Regions from separate parts of the Mus musculus genome. Here regions 1 and 2 are each linked to region 3. A link is a contact called in ENCODE Hi-C or POLR2A ChIA-PET data. All regions are on one chromosome and are shown on one strand. Each heading gives the region's core, a stretch centred on a gene start or an enhancer-like site at or near the end of the contact. The rest is flanking DNA. Distances are from core to core; before and after follow the strand shown. Region 1 overlaps Sipa1l2 (signal-induced proliferation-associated 1 like 2). Region 2 holds the start of Sipa1l2 (signal-induced proliferation-associated 1 like 2). Region 3 overlaps Sipa1l2 (signal-induced proliferation-associated 1 like 2).

Region 1 (2,700 bases), core at 140-2,639, 43 kb after region 3:
TACCTTGTAAAGTTTCTAGGGCCCTCCATAGTAGCACCACCAGCTACAGACCCGTTGTTTAGCATGAGCCTGTGGGAGACGTTGAAATCATCCCAGGCTTCAGGCACTGCCGTGGGCCTTTCTGCTTTAGAGCAGCTTCCTCGGTACCCGTCACCTGGACAGCTCTCACCAAGGGCATGCTTCCTCCCCTCTGACATCGAGCTTTATTTAAACTTTACCCCCTTACTAAGTGTCCTGTGGTTACATCCATCCTGTGTTGTCCTCTGTGTCGCTCCTTGCACTGTGTAGCTGGATAACTCTGTGGGTTCCCCACCATTCTCTGCTCTTGCCTCGTTAATTCATAGGCTGGATATGCCCAAGTCCCTGCTGAAAGAATTCTGAGTTGACCAGATGTGTGTGGCTCACATGAGCAGGTACAGAGTTAGGCTTCCTTCTGCCGTTGTTCGGGACATCTTTCATATAGTATAGAATAAATTATTTCCACTTTTCTCTGTCTGACCATCTGTGTGCGACACAGGCTTTGTCACCAGAATGCTCCTTTCCCTGTTCCCAGCTCTCCTGTTTGAGTTCAGTCCTTGTCACAGGAAAGCCCAGAACCTCTGACTGACACCCCCATGTCGTGCCCTCCCTTACGTAGGAACTCTGGAAAGGAAGAAGACAGCTAGTTGCTTTTGGCTTTCGAAAATGACCTCAGCAAAACATGCTTCCTCCCCAAGACTTGTTATAGCTAGAAGCTGGCACATGAAATCAAGTCTGTAAGTGGCTTAGCATCCAGGCTGAGTGCTGGAGAGTTGGGCCTTCAGGAGGAAAGGTTCTCAGGTCCTAGTGTGCAAAAGCTTAACAGCTCCCACTCAAGTGCGTCCATCTCACCTCCAGAGTGTGTATGAGAGGAGCCAAGTTTACTGCCCCTGACTGATGGCACCACTGGACTTGTTAATGGCCTTGGAGTCTGTTGCAGGAAGTGATTTCTAATCTGGCTTTTCTGTCACTTGTGTAGACCTCTCTCCAGTGACCTCTGCCCTCTCTGATTGATGATGGAGACACTGGAGAGCTTTGGAAGCAATGCTCTCAGACTATTTAGGTTGGTAAAGAAATAAGTTAATCAGCTCCCAGAAATAGCTTGTGTGTACACACCCTGGAGTGTATGGTAAGGAGATGTAGCCGTGCTGGCTGGCAGTGCAAGACTCTTGGATTCATTTCTGACTGGGGGCTAGGCCGAGGACCTAGGAAGTAGCTGGAAATCTGAGTTCTAGACTGTCCTGTGAAGCCCACAGAATAAGGAAATGCACCAAAGGCCCTGGTTTCTCACTGGGAGGAAGCCTGGGAAGCCCAGCTGAGGGGGAGTGGCCTCAGAGGAAAGCTGCCAGGCTTCAGTGTAGAGGAGACTCCTGCTTCCTCAGGGCTACTTGAGATATAATTAAGAGCAGGAGTCATTAGGGACCAGACATTGGTGGCTAGAGTCCTGAGGATTCAAGTGTAGAGACAAGCTTAACCCCAGAGCCTCAGGGGTGTGTTTCAGAGAGGATGAGGCCAACAGCTGTGAGCCCTTGCTCTCCCTCCCTCCATGCTCTCCCTCCCTCCATGCTCTCCCTCCCTCCATGCTCTCCCTCCCTCCATGCTCTCCCTCCCTCCATGCTCTCCCTCCCTCCATGCTCTCCCTCCCTCCATGCTCTCCCTCCCTCCATGCTCTCCCTCCCTCCATGCTCTCTCTCCCTCCATGCTCTCCCTCCATGCTTTCCTCCATGCTCTCCCTCTGCCCACTTAGCTTCTTCCCTGCTGCGATGTTGAAATACTCTGACAAATGCAACCTTAGGGAGAAAGAGTCTATTTTAACTCACAGATAAGTAGGATCTATCATGAATGGGAAATCTGGACAGCAGGAGCTTGAAGCAGTCAGGAAACAGAGAGGAATGAGTGAGAGCCAGTATCCAGTATGTCCACTCCATTTTACCCAGCCCAGGAGTGGTCCCACTCACAATTAAGATGGCTCTTCCTATGTCAGTTACTGTAATGAAGACTGTCCCCACAGGTGTGCCCACAGGTCAGTCTTTCAGCTTGTCAGGTTGACAGTGCTTGCTTCAAGCTCCCCTCCCCTCGCTCCTTCCCTGCCTCACTTTTTCTTCCGTCTTTCAGTTTCCCCTTTCCTTTCTCCTTCCCCATCTCCTTCCTATATAAAATGGCATCTGACAGGACACATTTGACTTTCTTCAGCGGTGGAGGCAACTTGGAAGAAGCAGGGGGCAAGAGAGTGGCATGAGGCTCCCTCGTGGTGGCAGTGGCACTGCCCAAACTAAGCTGCTCCAGGGGAGCCTCATATTATCTGGGTTCACGTCTTCATCATCTCCCACAAGCCCCCACCCAGCTCCCTTCTCTCCAGTGCTTGCCTTCCTCTGCAGCACTGAGAATGAAGGATGCTGCAGTCAGAGAGTTTCACACTGGGTTGGAGCTGGAGGTGTTTGTGCAACGCTTGCCTCCCATGCGCAAGATCCTAAGTTCAGCAGCCAGTCTAATAAACAGAAATCCTGCACTATCCACCCCACCTCAACACCACGTTCCTATTTAGTGTCTGGGAACTCAGGAACTACCCCTTTGCCAAGGCTGAAGTGCCCGTCTGTGGAAGTCCGTGCTTAATAACCCAGGGCTGTGAAAGGGCCAGATGGAGAACATTAGTGATTCCTAGCCCACCCAATGCTGTCTTCA
Region 2 (2,700 bases), core at 136-2,635, 38 kb before region 3:
TAAGTTGCCACTGAGAGCCTGGTACAGAAGCCAGGTCCTTGGCAAAAGCAGAGAACGCCCTTAACTTCTGAGGAATCTGACTCACGCTGGCTTTTAGACAAGCTCCGTTGAATGCCTCATGGCTGGTATTTTTCTTGGAAACCCCAGCAATCTCCGTACCTTCGCCAAAAGAGGCATTTTATATTTGTTTCTGTAAGATACCTGAGCCCGCAGCCACGCCCTGCCTTCCTCTCTGGCGCTGTATTCCACAGTCTCTGCCCCGGTTTAATCTGCCCCCTCCCCCACCTCACCCCCAAGCACAGAGCAGGGTCTGGTAAAAAGTTTCCCAGAAAGCACTGCAGCACAGGACTTTTCTCAGACTTCATGTTTGTGGAATGCATACACAACTTCTGCAAACGGTAGGTATAGGGAGACCATCCAGAAAGACCTCAAAACCTGGAAATCTCAGGAGCATAATGTCATATACAGGTTGCTGGCATGTTTTACAAGGCCCATTCCTACGCATTACACCTGTATTTAAAATGATATATAAGAGATTGGACAATGTGCACGCAGAGAAATGCAGCTTGGGTGGGGACCCACTGTTTAAACTTCACCAGGATGTGTGCTCGTAGTAGGAAGCACTGCGACAGGGAAGGAGAGATAACATTATTAACATTATCTCTTCCAGGGAGGAGTTCAAAGTCCCAAACAAACCATTTCAGGACTCTGGGGACGTAAGGTGGAGCCAGCTCTGCCACCTGCTCCGGCCTTATTTACTCCTCCTGCCCGTGCATCTCAAAATAGAGCCCAACGCCGCTCTTCTGCAGCCGGCCGCAGGTGAGGCTCCCGGCGGTTGGGGGTAAAGGGGGTAGACAGGGCCGGAACACCGAGAGCAGGCGTGGGCCCGCTCGTGCATCGCTCCTGGCTCAGGTTCCCCGGCCCGCGCGACTACAGCTTGCACTTTTGCGTCAAGTCCGTCCCTCGGGCTTCGCCAGGCCGTGGTGACTCTCAAGGGTCCGGACATGGTGCGAGCATGTACGAATGAGAGTCCACACCCGGAGAGCACCGGTCGTTCCGAGGGCACCCGGGCTCGCGAGCACTCCGAAGCCGGCCGCCTGTCCCCGTAAGCCGAGGCCTCGCGCTCGCCGCGACCTGGAGAATCGCTCTCCGAGGACGCTCGCGCTCGCGCGCGCCCGACCGCGAGGGGCGAGTCTGGCCAGGAGGCGCGCCAATGGGCGTGGGCGGAGCGCTCGGGGCGGGGCCTGTCCGGTTGGCCAATGGGCGTGGGCGGAGCTTTAGGGGCGGGGACCGTCCGGCCACCGGCCAATGAGAGGGGGCGGCGCGCTCGGGGTGGGGTCTTTCGGGGCACCGGCCAATAGGCGGGGGCGGAGCGCGTGGGGGCGGTGCCGGGGCGGGCGGCGGCGGCGGGAGCCGGCTGCAGACGGAGCCGGGCGGCCGAGGACGCAGCGCGGCGCCTGGCGACAGCTCGAGCCGCGGGCGCAACGGCCGCGCGGGGAGCGCGCCCATGGGTAGCGCGGGACGGCGGCGGGCGGCGAGGCCCTGGCTTCTGCGCGCCGGCCCTGGCGGGGTCCAGAGGACCGCGGCTCCGAGGTGCGTGCCGGGGGGTGCGGGGTGCAGGGCGCAGGGACCGGACCTGCCCGGCTGCGCGCAACTTGCGGGCCGCTCCCCCGGGACTCCCGCTCCTTTGTACGCGCGGGCTCGCGTCTCCGCGGGTGAGGACCGCGGTCGGGAAGCGACCGGCAGCGCCGGCACATTCATTTGAGCCTGGTCGCAGAATCCCGAGAATCAATTTCGGCTCGTCTCCCGGAGAGCGAAAGCCGAGGACAACTTGGCGTCACCCCTTGGGGAGACGTTTGTCGTCATTAACCATCTTCGGCTACATTAATTCAGTCCGGGCCAACGTCAGCACGGGCGAACGGACAGCAAGTGCGTCCTCACGAATTGGGGCTGGGCGATACCTGATTTTGGTCAAAACAGGTCTTAGGCGCTTCGGGTTCTGCTTGGAGTTGCCTCGGTCTGCGCAAGGATGGCTTTGAGAAAGAAGGCCAAACAGCGAGGGGGAAAGGCAGAATGCAGAACACCCCAAAACCCAAGTCATCCGCAGAAAACGGGGCGTCTTGGTTATTCTCATTGGTTTTCCCCAGTAACTTCAAAATAGTCCCAGAAATGTTCCTTTTGTCTGCGGTTTCACTTCTAAACTTTAACACTAGATGGCTTTCTTATGACAGGCATTTTAGTCCGCTGCCCGCTTGAGTTTCCTGCGTCTGCAGTCTAGGCTGGGATTTATTTATTTATTTAACGTCTTACAAATTGGAATGAAAGGAAGAAACTATCCCAAACTGCTGCTTTATTTGAAACATAGTACTCCCCTGTAAGGCTTAAACTGGTTATTATATTTCTTTTTTCAAATATGGAAAGTGGGCTTTGATCTCTAGCGACCAGAGGTGACTACGAATGAGCGAGCTGCTTGTTACTGGGCTCTGCATCGCGGAGGTCTTGATGTCTTTGGAGAATGTGGAGTTCTTGGGTGGGTTTGGTGATAAGAGCTGCATAGATTTCGACATGCTGTTTATGGCTAGCTGGAGCGGTTTCCGGAACAGGCAGCAATGGGATCTATTGCAGGGGGTGGAGGGTGGTTGGGAGGGGGGAAGAATAGTCTATCTTCAGTTTTGGGCGCGTGTGAGGCTGTTCATGCCT
Region 3 (2,781 bases), core at 256-2,755:
TGCTCCCAGTAGCCAGTTTATGGGAATAGTCTTTCAGCAGTGATGGAGGGAGAGGACACAGGACTCAGTCCCAGGCGCAGAGTCTATGGGAGTGGCCTTCCATGACAGGTGGCCTTAGAGGCCAAGAGTCTTGCCATTTCAACTGTGTTGCATTTCTTCGTGAGTGTCTGAACATATTTTAGGAAATTAAAAGTGAGAATGGGAAAGGGTTAGGAAGACAGGTTAGTCTGCAAATGCTTGCTGTGGAAGTATGAGGCCTGACTGACCCCAGGACCCAGATAAAAAAAGCCACAGTCCTGGGAAGCAGAGACAGGCAGAGTCCTTAGCCTAACCCTGAACTCCAGGTCCGTTGATAGACTGTCTCAGAAAGCAAGGTCAATGGGGAACAACACCCTATGGTGATCCCTGGTCTTCATATGAGTGTGTACATGCACACACACACACACACACACACACACACTTGGGACATGAAAAGTGTACTTGTTCTACTTGGTTCTCACAGAGAAGAGAGAGAGAGAGAGAGAGAGAGAGAGAGAGAGAGAGAGCACTAAGAGAAAGCCCTCGCTGTTGGTAGCTAGCCAGAGAAAGGGCTTACAAGACAAAAGTACTGTAGAAGCAACGCGGGTTCCCACCAGACACGGGTTAGAGTCCAAGCACAGCTCTGCCCGTGGATGGCACGTGGACCCAACCAACTGCATCCTAGGCTGCAGAGGCAGTTCCCTGGGGATTCCAAAGCCTATCAGGCAGATGGGGTCAGAGCTGGCACAGCTCACATCCGCTGTGCAGTTACAACAGCCTTGGGCTGCCTGGTCAGTGCAACTCCCACGGGGGTGGCTCCATCTCTGACCTGCTCTAGTGGAAAACTTTACTACCACCATTGGGCACCTCTGCTCTGCAGTGCAAATAGCTGGATAATTTTCTGGTTTAGTCTGGGAAACGGGAGCGTCCAAAATACTTGAGCTCCAGGCAGGCAGCTGCTAACTTTTCATTACCACATCTTCCCATTCAGATGCCCCTGGTTACCCATCCTTTAGACCAGCATCTGAAGGCAGGGCCCACAGAAGGCAGGGGCCTCTGCAGTTCACCCTCTGTTGTCTGTAGTCCAGGACCAAGAGCACCACTCCCACCCCACATACACTGAGTTACTGGGCTTTTTTTCTCTGCTAGACCTCCAGAGGGGCCGAGGTTCATTGCCTTTTCTATGTTGTACATTGCATGGAGACAGCCTGGAAGCCTGGCCTGTTTGCCTGCATGCGCACCTGGTAGATCTCGGTTGCCCCTGGCTACTGACCTGGTGCATGTGCACCACACTGGACATCGTGTCTCTCTCTGGTGTTCAGGAAGTACAGGGTCTCATTCCAGCTTTCTTGTGGAGCAGCCAGGCCTAGGGAGGAGCGGCTGTTGGTGAGTAGCTGCTTCTACAGGCTGGCCTCTGGCTGTGCACAGCTCCTGACTACAGCTTCTGGCTGTGCACAGCTCCTGGCCAAGCTCAGCTTCTGGAGGAGATGCTGGCGTTTGATTCACGTGGCTGTCGAGTCCACTGTCTTTTCTGTGTGCTCCCTCCCCCTTCCAGAAGAGCGTCTGAGCACAGGCTTGCTCTCCTCCTCTGTCAGCCTTGCTGTTGCCTTGTTCTCAGTGAACTAAGTTTCTTTCTCCTTTAGTTGTATTGAGCTTTGGTAACTTGTTTACTGTCTCAAACTCAGGCTGTGTGCAAATATAAATTTCCCCTTGATGTATCTTGCTGTCAGTTGTTGAAGCTTAGTTCTTGTGGGCATTCCTGAGACAGGCCGCAGAAGCAGGCAGTGGTAAAACCCTGGAGTGAGGGTAGACTTGGCAGAGGGATTCATTACTATTCTTGTTGCTGTGGTTGTGGACAGAAGCAACTTAATGGAGGAAGGACTTTTGCTTCCACACTGGAAAGATCTGGTCTGTCACGGGGGCAAGGCATGCAGCAAGAGCACCTAGCTGCTTGCTTTCATCTCAGTGGACCAGGAAGTAAAGACCAGACAGGAAGAGGGTTGGGCTATAAACCTCAAGGCTAGAAACCTGCTTCCTCCTATGAAGCCCCACCTCCTAAAGGTTCCTAACCTCCCAAAACAAAGCCATCAGCTGGAGGCCTGATGTTCCTGAGCCTGTGGGGGGCATTTCACAGTAAAGCCACATCAGGAGATGGGGTGGCCTGTCACATTGTGTGTCCTGGGGTCTCAGTTCCCTGGTGAGGCATAGGGTGGGAGAGTGGGAAGTACTGGGTGTGTGGATCACACACATACCCCCATGGACTCAGGAGACCCTGTGGAGGAAGCCTTTGCCGGAGACATGCTGCATCTCTGTGTGTGGCATCCCTGTCACCCCATAAGTCTCGCATCAGGAAGCACCGTTGGCCGAGCAGTCAGTACTTCAGGAAGTAAATCCGCCTTTCCTTTGGAGGTGATAGTGAGAAATTGTTTCTTTTTCTCATGCGTGTACCTCACGCATCTCACTTTTATGAACCAGACACAGTCACTCAGCATCCCTCCCTTGGACGCAGAAAAACCTCATTTCTCCTGGGATTCGTGTAGTAAAGTTGTTGGCAGGATTGAGCAAATTTCTCCCTGGAAAACATCCAAGCCTGGGACCAAGTAGGAAACAAGTCTGTGCCCACTCAAGTGTCTGGTGACAACTGAACTGTTTGCAAGTTATGCAGAAGATGTTTTTTAGAACTTGTCTCATCCTCAGGGTTTCAATTATTTTGATCCCTCCTCCCTCCCCCGACTCCAGAAAGGAGACTGAGGAGAAAATCCC

The links. Hi-C counts contacts between places; a loop is a spot of excess contacts on that map. ChIA-PET counts read pairs that join two places held with the same protein, here RNA polymerase II (POLR2A).
Region 1: a map of heart shows a loop between it and region 3 (2.0-fold over the local background). The contact joins two enhancer-like sites. A Hi-C loop is called at or near these places in 2 of 37 maps with a recorded cell type or tissue (both heart). POLR2A ChIA-PET finds 5 or more read pairs at or near these places in 3 of 5 experiments (all embryonic stem cell).
Region 2: a loop to region 3 is called in a map of heart, with 3 times the contacts of the local background. The contact joins the promoter of Sipa1l2 here to the enhancer-like site in region 3. A Hi-C loop is called at or near these places in 5 of 37 maps with a recorded cell type or tissue (heart and left cerebral cortex). POLR2A ChIA-PET finds 5 or more read pairs at or near these places in 4 of 5 experiments (Patski and embryonic stem cell).

Annotation. Positions count from the first base shown.
Region 1 is chr8:125,487,625-125,490,324 of GRCm38, reverse strand. All of the region lies in intron 3 of Sipa1l2 (signal-induced proliferation-associated 1 like 2), which reads left to right. Among named protein-coding and RNA genes, the nearest start is that of 4930566D17Rik, 33 kb to the left of the region's middle. Within about 2 kb of position 1,389, at least 1 of the 3 ENCODE cell types and tissues checked has a DNase peak (open chromatin) inside an H3K27ac peak, as active enhancers do; it is heart, where a contact is called at or near this core.
Region 2 is chr8:125,568,548-125,571,247 of GRCm38, reverse strand. Sipa1l2 (signal-induced proliferation-associated 1 like 2) reads left to right here and starts at 1,385. Exons shown (of 22, transcript NM_001357372.1): 1 at 1,385-1,593.
Region 3 is chr8:125,531,060-125,533,840 of GRCm38, reverse strand. The region is part of intron 1 of Sipa1l2 (signal-induced proliferation-associated 1 like 2); the gene reads left to right. All of the region lies in intron 2 of 4930566D17Rik (a long non-coding RNA gene), which reads right to left. Among named protein-coding and RNA genes, the nearest start is that of 4930566D17Rik, 10 kb to the right of the region's middle. Within about 2 kb of position 1,505, at least 1 of the 3 ENCODE cell types and tissues checked has a DNase peak (open chromatin) inside an H3K27ac peak, as active enhancers do; it is heart, where a contact is called at or near this core.